Linked DNA regions of Homo sapiens: region 1 is linked to region 2. Evidence: chromatin loops called from intact Hi-C (ENCODE). Cell type or tissue: B cell. All regions are shown on one strand. Each heading gives the region's core, and the rest is flanking DNA. Links, peaks and the distances in the headings are about the cores only. Region 1 overlaps ARHGEF6 (Rac/Cdc42 guanine nucleotide exchange factor 6). Region 2 holds the start of HTATSF1 (HIV-1 Tat specific factor 1).

What was found. A loop is a pair of places that touch in the nucleus more often than their neighbours do. Peaks named below come from ENCODE experiments on the same cell type or tissue, not always from the same donor. Only the 100,000 strongest peaks of a DNase experiment are listed, where the experiment ranks them.
Region 1: a loop joins it to region 2, with 4 times the contacts of the local background. A loop is called at or near these places in 2 of 110 quality-filtered maps.

What each region holds. Positions count from the first base shown.
Region 1 is chrX:136,763,277-136,772,199 of GRCh38, forward strand. The region is part of intron 2 of ARHGEF6 (Rac/Cdc42 guanine nucleotide exchange factor 6); the gene reads right to left. Among named protein-coding and RNA genes, the nearest start is that of ARHGEF6, 13 kb to the right of the region's middle. RefSeq lists silencers at 3,809-3,938, 3,999-4,048, 4,053-4,221, 4,079-4,128, 4,139-4,418 and an enhancer at 5,151-5,260. In B cell, for the core only: a CTCF peak has its summit at 4,128; DNase peaks (open chromatin) are centred at 4,535 and 5,325; H3K4me3 peaks cover 1,626 bases; H3K27ac peaks cover 1,990 bases.
Region 2 is chrX:136,493,582-136,502,504 of GRCh38, forward strand. It overlaps HTATSF1 (HIV-1 Tat specific factor 1), which reads left to right and starts at 4,011. Exons shown (of 9, transcript NM_014500.5): 1 at 4,011-4,289; 2 at 6,017-6,197; 3 at 6,577-6,624; 4 at 7,083-7,237. The coding sequence starts at 4,104. BRS3 (bombesin receptor subtype 3) reads left to right here. Exons shown (of 3, transcript NM_001727.2): 3 at 1-199. RefSeq lists a silencer at 3,352-4,021. In B cell, for the core only: no CTCF peak of the experiment used is centred there; DNase peaks (open chromatin) are centred at 3,330 and 3,720; H3K4me3 peaks cover 2,273 bases; H3K27ac peaks cover 2,166 bases.

The DNA.
Region 1 (8,923 bases), core at 555-8,554, 270 kb after region 2:
ATCAGTTTCAGGGTGAGCAACCAGATTACCCATAATGCTAACATGCTGAGATAAGTAAAAGCAATTAGGCTTTGAGCAAGGGCCTGAGGCAGTGTCCTATGAATAAAGTACATAATTCTTAGTGCAAAGATGGGATGTCTCCTTTGCAGCCCAGATCTTCTCTGAGTACTCAGTCATTCTATCAATCTTTCATCTAACAAACCCTTCCTAAGCACTTGCTCTGTGCCATGTCCTGTACTGGGCGCTAGGGTTATAAAGATGATCACGGCCGGGCACGGTGGCTTACGCCTGTAATCCTAGCAGTTTGGGAAGCCAAGTCGGGTGGATCACTTGAGGTCAGGAGTTCAAGACCAGCCTGGCCAATATGGTGAAACCCCATCTCTATGAAAAATACAAAAATTAGCCGGGCGTGGTGGTATGTGCCTGTAATCCCAGCTACTCAGGAAGCTGAGGCAAGAGAATCGCTTGTACCTAGGAGGCAGAGGTTGCAGTGAGCAGAGATCGCACCACTGCACTCCAGCCTGGGCAACAGAGCGAGACTCTGTCTCAAAATAAATAAAGAAATAAAATAAAGAAGATCAGGCTCCAGTTCCTACCTTTGAAAAGTTCTGAGACTAGCAGATGTGTTCACAAAAAAAAACAAAGCAAGGGTGGACGAGCAGTATAAAGGTAGCTTGGCACAAGGGATTATGGGAAAATAAGTGTAAGCTGCCCAATTTTGCTGAGAAGACTGTCCAGAAGATTCCAGGCTGAGAAGAAAGTTGGTATCTCCTTCTGTATGGTTCTCAGCTTAGTGGCAGACAGTTGAGGTCACTAGGTTGCTGAACGCTGGATAAACCAGGGAAATGGTTCTCAACTCTGGATACACATTAGAATCACTTGCAGAGCTTTCAAAAAAAAAAAAATCACAAGGCTTGTCTGATTTGGGAAATGGCTGGACAGTACCTACTAAAGCTGAACACATGCAGACCCTATGACGTAGCAGTGACACTGTAATGCATAAACCCAACAGAAATGGGTGTATATATTCTCCAGGAGACACTCACGAGGATCTTCATAGCAGCATTGTTCACAGCAAACAAAAACTGGAAACAATGTAGATGTCCATCAACAAGTGAATAGAAAAACAAAACATGGTATATCCATACAATGAAATATTATACAGCAAGAAAAAAAGTGAACCACTACTACCTGCAACAACACGGGTGACTTGTACAAATATTATGCTGAGTGAAAGAAACCTCATACAAACAAGTACATACTGTATGAGTCCGCTCATATAGAGTACCAAAACAGGTGGGAAGGCAGGGTATCTACTACGATAGTGGTGGATAGTCATGATAGTAGTGCCCCTTGGTGAGGCATAGTGACTGGGAAGGGGCACGAGGATAGCTTCTGGGCACCAATCCTGTTCTGTTTCTTAATAAGGGTGCAGACTGTATGAGTGTGTCAGTTTGCGAAGATTCACCAAACTATATACTTAGGATTTGTGCAATTTCCCGAATGTAAATATAAAGTTGATTTAAGCATTTTTTTAAAAAAGGAATACCAGTGGCTGGGCCTCATTGCGGACCAATTAACTCAAAATCTCTGGGTTATAAGACCCCAAAATTTGTATTTTTAAAAAGTATCCCAAGTGACTCCAATGTACAGCCATGTCTGAAAACAAAGGAGCTAGGTGTTCCTGTATTTATCAATAGCTTTGGGGGCAACAGCAGCCTAGCACAAGGCAAAGGGAATGAGTTCTGGAGTCAGGTACATCAGTGATTACATTCCGGTTCTTCTTTGCACTGGCAGTGTGAGGCATCAGTCTGGATCATCTCCAAACCTTGGTTTCCACCAGGGTATAATGAGTACAATGCCACCTACCTCCCAGGAGTGTTGCAAGGGCTAAATATGATAATAGATTTAAAGCACCTAGCATAGTGCCTGGAACATAGGAGGTGCCTGAGAAATGGTAGATACTCAACTCCTTTTCCTCCTTTGCATCTACGGTCCTAAGCACAGTGATAAACAGATTGCTATAAAAGAACAAAACTCATACTCTTCAATTTCCTCTCCTGAATGAGTTTCTTTGTAAAGATTGAAGTAATGTTATACTTGGACTAATGATGTCAAATGAATATCAGAAATTTCTGGGCCCTGGCTACTCACTCTATTCAGCACCTGCTCTCCCTGAATGTGAGTAGAGAAGAGGCAGACTGTAGGTAAATAGAAACCACAGACCATCCTTTGAAAAACTCTCCTCCTGTCCTTACCCCTAAGAACAGCGCCAGCCCTGCACAAGCAAAGACAAGGCTGAGATGTGAGTAGGCAAAAAGAATAGAAAAAATTAGTAGCTTGGAAGACATACCATCCATAAAATGTGCCACATAAAACACTTTTGTATAAAATGTCACATTTTAGTAAAAATAAACGAACAAAGAAAAAACCTAGGCTGAAAGCAGGAGGTCCAGGTTAGAGTTTTGATCCTACCAGTGATAAGCTGTATGACTTCGATTAACTAAACTTTTCTGTTTCTTTGTCAAGTGAAAGTAATGCCATCTCTCCTACATCCTTTACAAGGGCACGGGGAGTTTCAGATAACTAGAAGGCATTCAAAAAATTAAGCACCAAAGAAATGCAATATGAGAATAGTAGCTGGAAATTTACTTTGTTCAAAACTCCAATCATCTGCACAGCACCCAGACTAAGACAGAACACTCCCTTGTTTTAACTGCTCTAAGCACACCCAAAGAGTACACCAGCCTGAAGCTGGCTTATTATGTAAGAAGGGACTGCAGCATTGCCTGGCATGTAGCATAATACTTTGCTGAAGAGAAATCCTTGGAAATGCCTCAGCTGAAGCACAAGGGCAGGCCCAGGCCTTACATTTTGGAGAGAGGTGCTCTCAGTCACAGAATTCCAGACTGTGGCTGGAGCAAATGATGTCATCAGAGATCCTCTTACCATGGTCAATGTCAAAATTAAGATAGGAAGTCCAAGGACACTATGAGTTTTCCAGGCAAATATAAGTTTAAAAAAAAACAGTTTGAACCTTTGAATCTTGCCTTTAAAATTATTAATACTTTACAGAGCATAAACTGAAATTTATCCTATTTTGTGAGGTTTTTTTTGGGGGGGGGTTATGCAAAGTTTTTATTGACCAAAATATACATAATTGCAGAGGAAAATATATTCATTTACTGTATTTTTACTCCCACTACACATTAAGAAAAGGGAAAAATATCATGTGAGTTACCCCTCTATCCAAAAACAATAACAAATCAAAAATGAAAATATAAGACCTTTGAAGAGGCAGAGATAAACTTGAGGGCTCTCCGCTGCAGAGCTAAGAAACGAAATAGCTCAAATACCTGTTGGGTTCCTAAATGACTGGAAAATGAAAACTTGTAATTAACTACAGGCACTTTGGAACACCTTGTAGAATACAGGTCTTTTCCATCTACAAACCATTCCTGCGACAGATCTCTGTACTTAATGCAGAAAACATCTCCAAATGTATGGATGCTCGGGGTTGGGAGGGCATCACAGTAGTATTAAAAATGGTACTGTTGACTCCTGCTCTGGTTCTGGGGGAAGGAAAGAATCCAGTCGGATGCAAACCTTGCGGCCAGAGCTGGACAACTCGCCCCTAAGTTTGGCGCGTCCTCGCTCTGCGTCCTTGGCCCTCATCTCCCCCTTCCCGGCACCCTGGATCTCAGCGAACTGTGAGGCCCTGGCAGAGAACGGACCCCGCAGCTGGGGCTGCGAGCCACGGCAGTGGGGAAGAAGGGCGGTTCCTCTCCAAAGGGGGTCCTTCGGCACCCACCCCCGGGCCCTCGCGCGCTCCCCTTCCCCTGACCCTTTTGCCCCCAGGCAGGTCACCTGGCTCGGCCGCTGCCCGCCTGTCCTCCAGCTGCTCCCTCACTCCAGCCGCGCCGCCGCCGCCTCCTGGAAGCCGTTCGCCCTCCCGAGTCACGGGGCCGGCGAGCGGGCGGGCAAGCCTGTGCCAAGGCTGCGGGAACAGATCAACCCAGCCGGAGCTGGGACCCTGCCCTGAGCGCGGCCGCCACCAGGGCGAAACTGGAGAGCTGGGCTAGGCTCGCCCCAGCGGGGAGGGGCGGCTGCAACTTTGCGCCTGGACGCGGGCGAGGAGGGGGCGCCCGTCTCCAAACTCTGTGCCGCGCCCGCAACCTCTCCAGCCCAGGGATTGTTTTTTAATCTAAAGGGAAGTCAGAGTCTTGTCCTCAAGTTCTTGTTGCCATAGCCGTGCCGCTCGGCGGGCGGAGGATCGCGGGGCCGAACTGGGGGTGCCGGAGGCGCGCCCCGCTGGGTGCGCTGGCTGCGAGCCGGGCGAGGGTGCGCGGGGTGGCGAGTGGAGGGGAGCGACTGCCGGGGGAGCCAGCCCGCGAAGCTTCTCCAGACCACGCTCAGCTACCCGCGCCGGTCCCCTCCTGCCCGCAGCCGGAGCCGAGCAGCGGAGGGAAAGCGGCCTGGAGGCACTGGGCCAGCAGCGGGTAAGCAGTGACCCGGACCTGGATCGCAGAAGTAGGAACTGGAAGTGACAGCGGCGCAGGCAGAGCAGCAGCAGCAGCAGCAGCAGCAGCAGCAGCCCTGGTAGCTGTGGCAGCAGCAAAAGCCGCGGTGTACCCGCGGCGGCCACACTGCGCATGCTGCTGCCGCCCGCTTCAGCCCCTACCCGAGGGCTGCCGGTGCCTGGCATGTTGCGGGTCACTGCCAGAGCTTCGGGCGGGATTCCCGGACTCATGGACTAGCCCTTTCTGGTGGCCTGCTTCCTCCCTCACCCCCAGATGCAACTCAGAACCCCCAAACTCTATGGTGAGCCGCTGAGACACCCGAGAAGCGTTGGCTCTCCAGAGGCCCTTCACATACCACCCTTCCTCCAACTATCCTAGATGCCCTTCCCGGCCTCTCTGATAACAGGCCCCAAATCAAATAGTCTCTTTGAGAGAGAACGAAAATGTTCATGATAGATGGGAAATATTTAAAATCTTATTCAATGTCTAATTTTTACAGAAATACGATGCAATCTGTAAAACATTAGGATAGCCAGACTCATGGGTGACATTTAATGTAACTCTTGGAAATTCCATTAAGCATGTCAGATTTGCACAACAGAAGAAAAGAACTTGCCAAAATCCTCTTTGGTCTTCCTACTAGTTCCAACTGAGCAGCTAAATATGCAAAGCTTTGCCTAGCGGAAACTGATGGAAATGGGCAAGTTAAAAACAGACATTACAACCATTAGACATTACCCAACCCCTACTCTAGTCTCCTCATTTTACAGATGACTCAACTGAGGCCTGGGAAAGGAGATCCTGACTTCACACAAGTGGCAGGGTCAGGGCTTGAAGCAAGATCTGCTGATACCCGTTACAACTACTGGTAATTGTAGTGGTTAGGCCGGGCCTTGTGCCTAACTCCTCCCAGGAGGCACCGCGCTGCTAGATATTTAGTCTTGACTCATGATCATTAGTAGAGCTGCCTTACTTTCAGAACTGCTTCCCTGCAGAGCAGCCCCTGGGAAATGGCAAATCGTCCATCCCACAAGCCTCACTTTGGGGAGGGCACCCCTGCTGTTCCGGTGACAAGGCAGATGGAGTGACTCAGGGAGACAGGAGGGAATGAGGGGGTGGGGGCAGAGAAAAAAACATACTGCTACCAGCTGGTACTGGAAAGAAAGAAAGAGAGAGGGGGAGAAAGAGAGGGAGAGAGAGTAAGAGAGGGGGAAAGAGAGGAGGAAGAGAGGGAAGGAGGAAGAAAGAAAGTGAAATAAGTACTAATTGAATCTCATATACATTCAGTGAAATCCTTCCAGAATAAAATATCTTTAAAAAAAAATAAACTTGGGGCTGGGTGCGGTGGCTCCTGCCTATAATCCCAGCACTTTGGGAGGCAGATGCAGGTGGATCACTTGAGGTCAGGAATTCGAGACCAGCCTGGCCAACAGGGCGAAACCCTGTCTCTACTAAAAATACAAAAATTTGCGGGGCATGATGGCGGGCACCTGTAATCCCAGCTACTTGGGAGGCTGAGGCACAAGAATCACTTTAACCCGGGAGGTGGAGGCTGCAGTGAGCCTAGATCACGCCACTGCACTCCAGCTGGGTGACAGAGCGAGACTCCATCTCAAAAATAAATAAAAATAAATAAATAAATAATAAACTTGGCTCAGGAGCAGAATAGGAGATGGTAGGGTGTCCCTGGCAATGGGTTGGTAGTAATGGTGGAAGAGGACAAAGGCAGATTACCTTCTGGGGATAAGGCAGAGGAAAGGGTTGGCTAACAGGAAAACCATAGGTTTAGAGCTTTCAGAGACCAGTCGGTCATGTAGTTGTAGCCAGGACAATGCAATCAAAGAGGTACTACCCAGGCCATTCTTGACTGATCGGAAGAATTGTAGGTGTCCCCAACTCTCAGCAACTTCAGGGGCAACACAAAAATAAAACTGCCATTGCTAGAACTTGTGTTGTTGAGAGACATCAGTGACCCTCTACCTAGACAGGAGGATTCTTCCATATATTCTGGAAACTTCACTTGGGACCTGAGTATTTTCCCTGCCTTCTCCATTCTGTAAGAAAGTAAGAAAGATATATTTGGTTCACAAAAAGGAAATACAAATAGACTATAAAGGGATAAGAGGATGTCCAAACTCATTAGTAATCATGAAATACAAATTACAGCAATAAATGAAATGCCATTTTCATCCATCAGTTTAGCAAACATTAAAGACAAATAATATCCAGTGTTGCCAGGGACAGGAAGAAGACACTGTTTACACTATTGCTGAGAGTGTAACTTGGTATAACATTTTTGAAGGGCAATTTGACATTATCTATCACAATTTTACACAGTAATCCCATTTCTGTGAAGAAAGATCCTTCAAGAATAATCACTGATGTGCACAAATTTCTATGTGCATATATAACATGATCTACTGGGTTTTATCCCAGGAATGCAAGATTGATTTAATATATGAAAATCAATTGATGTAATACAGCATACAAATATAATAACAAACAAAAACCAGTGATCATTTTAACAGACGTAGAAAAAGCATTTGACAAAATCCAACTCTTTTCATGATAAAAAACAAAACAAAACACTTATAACAAACTCAGAATATAAAGAAACCTCAATCTGATAAAGGCCATTTACCAAAAACCCACATCTAACATCGTACTCAATGGTGAAAGACTGTCTGCTCTCATCACTTCTATTAAACATTGTACCAGAGGTTCCAGCCAGAAAAATTAGGGAAGAAAATGAAATAAAAGGCATCCAGATTGTAAAGGAAGAAGTAAAACTATCTCTATTCACCAATGGCATACTCTTGTATAAGAAAACCATATGGGAATCCACTAAAAAACTATTCAAACTAATGAATAAGTTCTTGGAAGTGAAGAATACAAGATGAATATTAAAAAATCAATAGGGCAGGCACCGTGGCTCACACCTGTAATCCCAGCACTTTGGGAGGCCAAAGACAGGTGGATCACTTGAGCTCAGGAGCTCGAGACCAGCCTGGGCTACATTGTGAAACCCTGTATCTATAAAAAATACAAAAATTAGCCAAGCATGGTGCTCCACACCTGTGGTCACAGCTACTCAGGTGGCTGAGGTAGGACAATCACCTGAGCCCAGGAGTTTGAGACTGCAGTGAGCTGTAATCACACCACTGCACTCCAGCCTGGGCAACAGAGTAAGACCTTGTCTCAAAAAAATAATTATATTTCTATACACTTGCAGTGAACAATTTAAATACCAAATCAAGAAAACAATCCTATTTTTTTATAACACCAAAAATAATAAAATCCTTTGGAATAAATTGAACCAAGCAGGTATAAGACATGTACACTGAAAAGTACATAATATTGCTGAATGAAACTAAAGACAAATAAGTGGAAATACATCCCATAAGACAAATAAGTGGAAATACATCCCATGTTCATGGATTCAAACATTTAATATTATTAAGATGGCAACACTCTCCAAAGCAATCTATAGATTGAACACAATCACTATCAAAATCTCAGCTGGCCTTTTTTGTAGAAATTGACAAGCTGATCCTAAAATTCATATGGACATGCGAGGGATCCAGAATGGCCAAAGTGATTTTGAAAATGAAGAACAAAGTTGAAGGACCCGCTTTTAAAACTTACTACGTAGCTACATTAATCAGTTCAATGGAGGAATTGGCTAATGTTGTCTTTTCAACAAATGTTACTGAAACAACTGGATGTGCATATGCAAAAGAATGAATTTGGACCCGTACCTCCTACCATATACAAAAATTAACTCAAAATAGATCAAAGACCTTAATGTAAGAAGTAAAACTATATTATTCTTAGGAGAAAACAGGAAAAAAATTCTTCAAGACATTTGATTATGAGTTTCTTAGATATGACACCAAAAGCACAAGCAACAAAAGAGATGAATTTGACTTCATCAAAATTAAAAACTTTTGGACAGGCAATAACAAATGCTGGAGAGGATGTGGAGAAAAGGGAACCCTCATACACTGCTGGTGGGAACGTAAATTAATACAACCATTATGGACAGTTTGGAGGTGCCTCGAAAAACTGAAAATTGAGCTACCATATGATCCAGCAATCCCACTGCTGGGTATGTTACCCAAAAGAAAGGAAATCAGTATATGGAAGAGATAACGGCGCTCCTATGTTTGTTGCAGTACTGTTCACAAATAGCTAAGATTTGGAAGCAACCTAACTGTCCACCAACAAATGAATGGATAAAGAAAATGTGGTATGTATACACAATGGAGTACTATTCAGCCATAAAGAAGAATGAGAATCAGTCATTTGCAACAACATGGATGGAACTAGAGATCATTATGTTAAGTGAAATAAGCCAGGTACAGAAAGACAAACATCACATGTCCTCACTTATTTGTGGGATC
Region 2 (8,923 bases), core at 290-8,289:
TTAAATGGCTTGTGGAGTCGTGAACTTTTGCTAATGATGTGGCTCCAAAAGGTAATACATATTAACATTAGACTTTAACTTTCTGTAAAATTGGTTTACTTAAAGTTGGGCGGGGGGTGTGATACTGTATTAGTATTGTTTTAAAGTGGACACTGTAACACGTGTGGAAAAACAAATAAATATGAAATAAAGTTTTAAATGACTCTGTGTAACTTTATATTCTAAAAACAGTATTTCTGACAGAATATAACGGAACCCATTTTAATTCCAAAATGTTACTTTCAAGTCACAGAGCCCTAAAACAATCTTACTATTTTCCTCACTCTGAGTAAAAATTACATCTTTACTCTCCTAAACTCTAATAACTTTTCAGATATAACTTGATAAAAGTACCAGAATACTAAAGTGAAGACAGCTTTTTGGAAGTTCATAAAACTAGAACTCAAAGAACTTTTTTTTTTTCCATTCTCAGCAATCCTTAGGTGAGTTAGGGATATAAAATAATTCCCTAAATGGCTGTGTAGGGCATCAGCCTCCTTCCATCCGTAGTTGTAGTTGGCTTAAAATTCACAGCTTTGCTTTGATTTTTGAGAGGGTGGTCTCTTTTTCAACAGATTATCCTTGTCATGGCTAACCTTACAAGTAGGCCCTAATAGCCACAATTTTTTTCACACTGACTTTTGTGGTTCCAGAAATGTTTCTATGGAAAATTTCATTTCTTTGGAGAGAATTCTAAATGGCGTGGATAGCTGGGATATATACAAAATAAATTCTGTATACATCTCAGTGTTGCTCGGGGTCTTCCCTGACCCAAGACTTAAAACATGGAACATAATACAGTAATACTCCACAAAGCATGAAAACACAGTCACGAAGTTAGGCATTACCAAAACGTCCAGCAGGTAAGTCTTCATCATTGAAGGTGAAAGCACTACAAAACACTTAACGACTCGCTTTTCTGCTGAAAATAGCAAATTTGGGTTTGCAGAATTTCTGCAGTTTGAGTCATCTTAGGTCAGGAATTCATCGATCTTTTTGTCAGAAAGGAGTCTTTTTAGTTCCACTAAGCCTTGAGATTATAGGATGTGGGGATAGGAAAATTCCTGGACAGAGTGGGCTTGAAGGGACCATTTTTTAAAAATCTGATTTGGTATAGTTCAGTAATTTTTCAGAAAGAGTTCTTAGGCCAGATAGGTGAGTCCTATCTGGAGTGCAGTCTCTGCTTTTGTAGGTTAATGTATATTTATCCACCAAGAAGGCTGTGGCCTATTAGGGCAGAAGTACAACACAGATCACCCCATATAAAGGTCAGAGGGAAGAATGAAGCACATATTCAGAGAGAAGCCAGCTATGTAGATTCTTCCTAGGTCCAGCATCCCTTTATGTGGCCCATCTACACTGCAGTCCTGGAGTTTCAGTAGCCGCCCCTATCTTTATAACCCACCCCCCTTTTTTTTTGTTACCTCGAGTGTTTCTATAACTTGCAAGAAAAAAAACTTGTAAAAGACAGGTTACAAAGACAGAGATGCTTTCAGATTACCTCAGTCATTAGGGAGTTATTCTATGAATATGCAGGGAAATGAGAAAAAATAGGAACCAGGCCTCACAGAGACCACAGCATTGTGCAATTATAAACTGCCAGTTCTCACGACCAAACAGAATGCCATTACAGGTACAATGTGTGTACCTCTCAACTCCACTGCCTCACTAGTATAGTGACTCAGTGACCCTTCTTCGCTGCTTCAGCTGCTCCTCTCACCCGTGGGGAACTTCTCCACAGCAGGCCTCTGTTCTGCCTTTTACCTTCCCTGGGAGTATCTCCTTGCTTCTTTGCTACTCTGACCACATCCCTGTATGTTCCATACTCAAACTTTCTGGGAGAGGTTCTTACTGGCTCAGTCAAATCCAGTCTAGAATGCAGAGCTATCTGCCAGGTCACCACACAGACCCTGGGCAGCCTTTGGGCCAGGATGGCTGGGTGACATGGGACATAAGCATAAGGAACCCTTTAAGTCACCTGCTCAAAAGACGGTTGTGGTAGAGCCGGCACTCAATGATATGTGCAGTAGGGTGGTGTCGCATATTATCACCTATGCTGTGAACTCGGGAATGAAATGGGAGCCCAATAACACATTGCTGAAAACAGCTGTATGCTATTTTTGGATCCAGGAAAAAATATTTAGCAAAGTTTAAGCCTAATAAAACTCACATTACCTATATCATAAAAGTGCACACAAATTCAGTTCTCCAAGAGTTCCTGCCAGAATGAGAACTTCATGAAAAAGAAATGTAATTTAAAAAAAAACTAACCCAAACTATTAAAAACTGTTGTTATCGTTGAAACCATAGATTCACACAACTGGTGTGTGGGGAGCCAGGATTTTCTAGAAGTAGTACTCAACTGCTATGTTTAGAAGTGAAGGTCACTGGAATAGTGAAATAATTTCTTCTGGTAAGGTTTTCCCGGACCTCAAGCCCGGGTTATGATATTTATGTTTACACTAATGGGTTCCTTATTATTTTAATGAATTAGTATTTTTTAACAGCCGCTTTCATTTTTGTGCAGAAATATTGGTAAGTATAAACCACAAACAAACGTTTTTTGGGGTTTTCAATGTTTTAGTGTAAAGAGGACCTGGAACCAAAAAGTTTGAGAACTGCTGTCCTCCAGCATCTCATATCTGTCAGGTGCCAACCATCTTAATTCTGTCTCCCCTGAGCTGTGCCTGTCTTGTCAACTCCTGGGTCGCCAGAGCCTCACGCAGTGCCCTGCACTTAGTAGGGGCTCAATAAATACCTGCCCAACTTAAAAATATGGACCTTTTCCTTTTCAGCAATGAGTGTAATTCCTGAAAACAAAGTTCTGTTTAGAACAAAAAGTATGCTGTGTCTTTCTAAAAGAATGACAAAGAAGCGGAGTTTCCCGGCCAATAAAGCTGGTGTTTACACTGGGATGTTTACATTTATGCTTAAGTTTCAAGTTCGAAGCTCGAGCGCCACTGAAATCTGCAGTACAAGAGGCAGGCAACTGCTGCCCTTTCCATCCTTCCCACGGAGTCGAACTCCAGCCAGAGGAAGGTATGAGACCGATAAAGGAGAAGGCTGACACCAGAAAAAGAAAGTTGGCCCTTCTACCCCTCATTCGTTCATTCATTCGCTCATTCCGCATTAGACACCAGAGCCGGTGCCAGGAGTTTAGGCTACCAAGATGAACAAGATCCGGTGTCTATCCCCGGGTGTCGTAAAGAAACAAGTAAAAGACGCGGTTCCTGAGCGGGGGAGGGGCCTTTGGGCGAAGGAGGCGCGTCGTTTTCTCGAAGCCAGAGAAATTTGTCCTGTCCGCCCCACCCACTCCCCTAAGATGGCGCCCTCGCGAAACCCGCCCGGCCACCCCCGCGAGGGAATATTCCCACGCCTTCCTTCCGTTTCCCTCCCGGGCCGGCCGATCCGCCGGGGACCCCGCGGAGCTCAAGGCCCTTGAGGCGCCGCGGGATCCCAGTGGCCCTCGCCCCGCCCCAAACCCGACCCCGGTGGGCGTCGACGCGCAGCAGCAGCGGGTCCCCCCAACCCCGGCGCCCCGCCTCCCCGGGCCTCGCGCCGCATGCCGGCGTCGGCGCTTTTTGACGCCATAGTGGGCGTGTCGGCGCGACCCGCGACGTCGCCACGCGCCGACAATGGCGGCTGCGTCGGCCTGAGCAGGGCTTAGTTTAGAAGTAATTTCCTGACGTTGCCGAGGGAGCCGCAGTCGCCTCAGATCCGGTCGGCGGCGGCGGCGGTGGCGGCGGCGGCAGCGCGCCTGCGCGCTCCCGCAGCGCCCTGGACCTAGCGGCGGTGCCGAGGCCCGGCGGAGCAAGCCAGGTGGGCGGCGGCGCGGCCGAGCTCACAGCATCAGCGCGCGCGCGCGGTGGGCGGGCAGAGAGGGGGGCGGTGCAGCCGCCGAGCGGCCGCGATTTCCCGGGGACTGCTGGGGCGCAGCGGGGAGGCGGGCCGGGGGGCGGCGGGGCGCGAGCAGAGCGCGGTTGACCTCCCTTTCTCTGCTCAGCTCCAGCGTCATTTCGGCCTCTTAGTTCTTCTGAACCCTGCTCCTGAGCTAGGTAGGAAACATGAGCGGCACCAACTTGGATGGGAACGATGAGTTTGATGAGCAGTTGCGAATGCAAGAATTGTACGGAGACGGCAAGGATGGTGACACCCAGACCGATGCCGGCGGAGAACCCGATTCTCTCGGGCAGCAGCCGACGGACACTCCCTACGAGTGGGACCTGGACAAAAAGGCTTGGTTCCCCAAGGTAGGAGAGTGCCACGGGCGCCACTGCAGAGCGGGCCGCCTGGCCAGCCTCGCGGGGCACTCCTTTTACGTTTGCTTTGCTGAGATCCTTGGTCCTTGGTCCTAGCCCCCTTGAATAGCGACGCTTCTTTTTGTTGTGTTTGTTGGGGCACCGATGTGTAAAAGAACGTAAATCTTTAGGGTAGTGTCTTAAATGTAATTTTTAAGTCTTTTCTATGCTTTATTAATCTTGTCTGTGAAGGTCACAGTTGATTATTACATGACTGCTTTTTATTGCAAAGAGGAAAAATACCAAGAACAAATTTAGTAGCTGTCCATTTCTGGTAGCCAACCCCACTTGTCCTAGGAACTCAGATGTTTAGCTTATGTACTATGTGCAAAATGCAGTTTCTTGATTTCTTTTTTAAAGTAGCTGTTTATATAGCTTTACTAATTGAACTTTCTTTGCACCTTGCTTTACTTTCCTAGTAAATTTTGTCCCTAGGCATATATGTTTGAACCATATAACCACAGGAATAAGACTGGAGATACACAGAATACAGATGGAAAATCTGTGTATGTTTGTTTGGAATACTTGGAAATTGCTAAGTATTTTTATTTCAGCTTCGAAGTAAAATAACTAATGTTAAACTTGATTCTGTAAACTTTGTGGTAAAAGTGCCCTTTTAATCTGGCTCTCATGAGCAGGAAAGGGCACACTAATAGCACACAAATTGACTTGCAAGTCAATGATACAAAACCTGTCTCCACTGCGCGACTGGACTGCTATTGTAAAAATTCTTTTGCAACTTTTCTTTCCCATTCTGTATTTGTATATATATTCCAATCCCTCCAGATTGTTAAAATTTACGATTTCACTTCTGTGTTGGTAGTGCTAGTTTGAGTGCAGATTTGGTTTCTTCAGCATTCTGAATACTTTTAACAAAGGTGTGATAATGGATTAATGTGTGACTTTATCCTTTTATGTTGTTGAAGCCCATACCTCTTCAAACTTTGGGTTTTACATTTTCCCCATTCCATGCCTGCCTAATATTGATTGGTATGATGATATAACTATATTTCTTTCGTTTTGCAATAACGCTTTTCCCCCAAAGGGGAGGAAGATAGATATGAGTTGGATTTGTCTTTAATTTGTTCTGATACTAAAATATAACGTCATTTAATTTGTGATAAAGTTAAAATGAGCATTTAGTTTTACAATTGTTAACCCCATTCTTTATATACCAAATCAGAGTTCTGTTCTGTGTGCTCTCTGCATACAGATATTTAAGTACTTATTGTACATGTATATTGGTGCATCTGTACAGTAAGAGAAAATTGGATTCTGTGGTTAGATTATTCATTGACTGTTGGTTTTTATTGTTTTATTATCTGGTTCTTCCTTTGTTGTATGTATTTGTAGCCTTAGTCAAGTAGTGTAGAGAGGTAGTAATTAATAAATGAAACAACTAGAAAAGGTGCCAGCATCACTTAAAATGCTTTAAATCGTATCTCAGACTTTTGCATTGATCATCTAAGTACTTGTGTCTTATTTTTTATCACCGTATGCACAATTTTCTATAGAAGGTGACTATTCTTGCATTTATACCTTAATAACTACAACTATTATCCACAGAAACACTTTTGTGTTAAGTTGTATAACTATGCTGTAAAAACACAATTTAAACTTCTTATGAGTGGAAATAATTTTGAATTTCTCTGTCCGGGTCTGTTGAATTGCTTGTGTAGATTACTGAAGATTTCATTGCTACATATCAGGCCAATTATGGCTTCTCTAACGATGGCGCATCTAGTTCTACCGCAAATGTTGAAGATGTCCATGCTAGGACTGCAGAGGAACCTCCACAAGAAAAAGCCCCGGAACCCACTGATGCCAGAAAGAAGGGAGAAAAAAGAAAGGCTGAGTCAGGTAAGTGGTTCTAGCTTACAAATTTTAAGTGTAAAAATTAAAAATATGGGTGTGCATAGGTACAGTTGCTTTTTCGAGAATTATAATAGCTTTGAAGGAATAAGGTGAGTTTTTTCTTTAAGGTAGTGTCAGTTATAAAGAATCAAGATAAACTGGCCATCTTTTTTCCAGATAGGGCTCTAAAACTAATTATTTCTCAAAAGATTTAAATCTTTTGAAAGCTGGGTAGTGATTTGAGTTAGTTTATCTTGGTCTTTTAAGAGTAACAGAAAGGTCGTCCTGGAAGTTTCAAGAAACTGCTGCTTTGTCAAGATTCCATAATATGACTCTTATCTTTTTTTGCAAGTGTTTTATTTATTTAATTAATTTTGATTTCTAGGATGGTTTCATGTTGAAGAAGACAGAAATACAAATGTATACGTGTCTGGTATGTATAACTTTTTAAACAGGTTTAAGGTAGGAAATACTTAATTTTGAGATTTTTCACGAAGTGATTTTTAGCTTTCAGTTTCTCCAGAGTCCATTTTTTATCATTGTGTCATTTTTTGTTCAGCCATTTATATTAGTAAGGAATATGTGTGTTCATTACAGAACCAAGAAATTTAGTGTGTAACTTTGCATACCAACCTTTAGGCCTGGTTAATGTAACTTACAGCAGTGTGTCCCTTCCCATTCAGTGAGGCCCTCAAGAAAGCATAATTTTAATGTATATTTGAACACACAAAAATGTGAAATTTCTTCAGTTCCGTAAATGTAAAACTTTTACATACATTTAGAAAATCAACATTGCATTCACCTAAGTTATAGATTTCTAATTGGTAGAATGCTAAGTAATTCACCTTCATTATCAATTATAAATGTTTTTTAATTTTTCTTAAATGACAGGTTTGCCTCCAGATATTACAGTGGATGAATTTATACAACTTATGTCCAAGTTTGGCATTATTATGAGAGATCCTCAGACAGAAGAATTTAAGGTCAAACTTTACAAAGATAATCAAGGAAATCTTAAAGGAGACGGTCTTTGCTGTTATTTGAAAGTAAGTTGTATGATCAAATAAGTTTCTTGTATCTTCGTTTTTAACTCAGGAACCAGGGCTATAATTTCTATAGATGATAACCAACACCAAGAACTGTTCAAAACAGGATATGAAGAAAACTGAAATTTCAGTTAGTACCTGTGTGTATCACATTGGTAAGATTATTCACTTGTTTTAAGAAAATATGTTATCAGGTAAAAGTATTATATAAGTATGCGACTGGAGTGCTTCTTCTGTCTTGAAAAATTCTCACTAGAAAGATTTTTTTATTGATGTGTACAGTCAATTCAGACTACATTTTAAAAATTCAAGAAGAAAAAAAGCCAGTAACATTTTAGTTGTCCATTGGAATGAATTACACCAGGGTTCAGCAAACTCGGGCTCTGTTTTGGTAAATACAGCTTTATGGAACACAGCCACACTAATTCATTTATGCATTTGTCTATGGTTGCCTTTGTGTTTCACTGATAGGGTTGAGTGGTTGCAGCACAGACCTTGTGGCCTACAAAGCCTAAAATATTTACGAACTGGCCCTTTAACAAAAGGATTTTTCTGACCCTTGAATTAGACCATGAAGGAGACGATAGCTTATTCTTACTGCTTTAAAATATTTTTTTGAATGTGAGAAAAGAGAGAGTGGTATTAAGAGAAATTTGCAGAACTTCATGTAGTCATAGTACCATAAATTACACAAAGAAACCTCAATGCCAGAGGCAGCCATCATTTCTGGAACACCTGCCACCTTAGGAGCATGTGTTATACATTATCACAGGGTACAGAACAAATGATGACATGTACATAAGTCAAACCTGGAAATAATTACAGAGTAAAGTCAAAATGGTAAAGCAAAAGTACAAACACCACAGGTGTGTTGTGAGTATACAGTATTCCAGTGAGATCAGAAGAGAGTAGGATTAAGCTGACAGCTTTTTGGGAAATAGGTTTTTGACCTGAATCTTAAACGTGATGGTTATGGGACATGAGCATGACCATTTTAGGATGGTAGTTTTGTAATGTTCAAATGTAAGGAGATTTGAGGGTTTTATAAGTTCTTTAAGGATTATTAAAAAATCTGCGAACAGATTCTTAGGGAGTTCTGTTAGATTTTTTAAATTTTTAAAGGAAAAAAATTGAGTTTTGAGACCCATAGAAGTACAAGATTGTCAAAACAGTAAATTGAGTTCCAGGAAAATATAGTGAATTATTCCAGGACCCATATATGTGAGCAGCTGAGTTCAGTTATCCATTTTTCTTTTCTACAGGTCCTCTGATCTTTGACTCTGTTTGTATAGGGCTGATAACTGTCCTTTCTCTAAGACCTGGAATCCATACATGTATTTAATATAAAGTACAAGTCATCAGATAATTGTCTTCTACTTCTCAGTGTATTACAGACTCACAATTTAATGGATGAACCAAAAAATTAAAGGCTGTCTATGGTGTTCCCAATTCCTTGAGTCATCTAGTCTTTTAAGTAAGAGTATTATAGAATTTTAAAAGAAATACACCTTAGAAATCATGCAGATTTGCTCCCTTCATTCTGCAAATGAGAAATTGTGGCCTCAAGAGACAAAATTACCCAATAATAATATTTATTGAACACCTACCATATGTTAGTCCTTATCCTTTCCATGCATTATTTCATTTAATTTTGTCAAGAACCTTGTGATGAAGGTATTAACTATT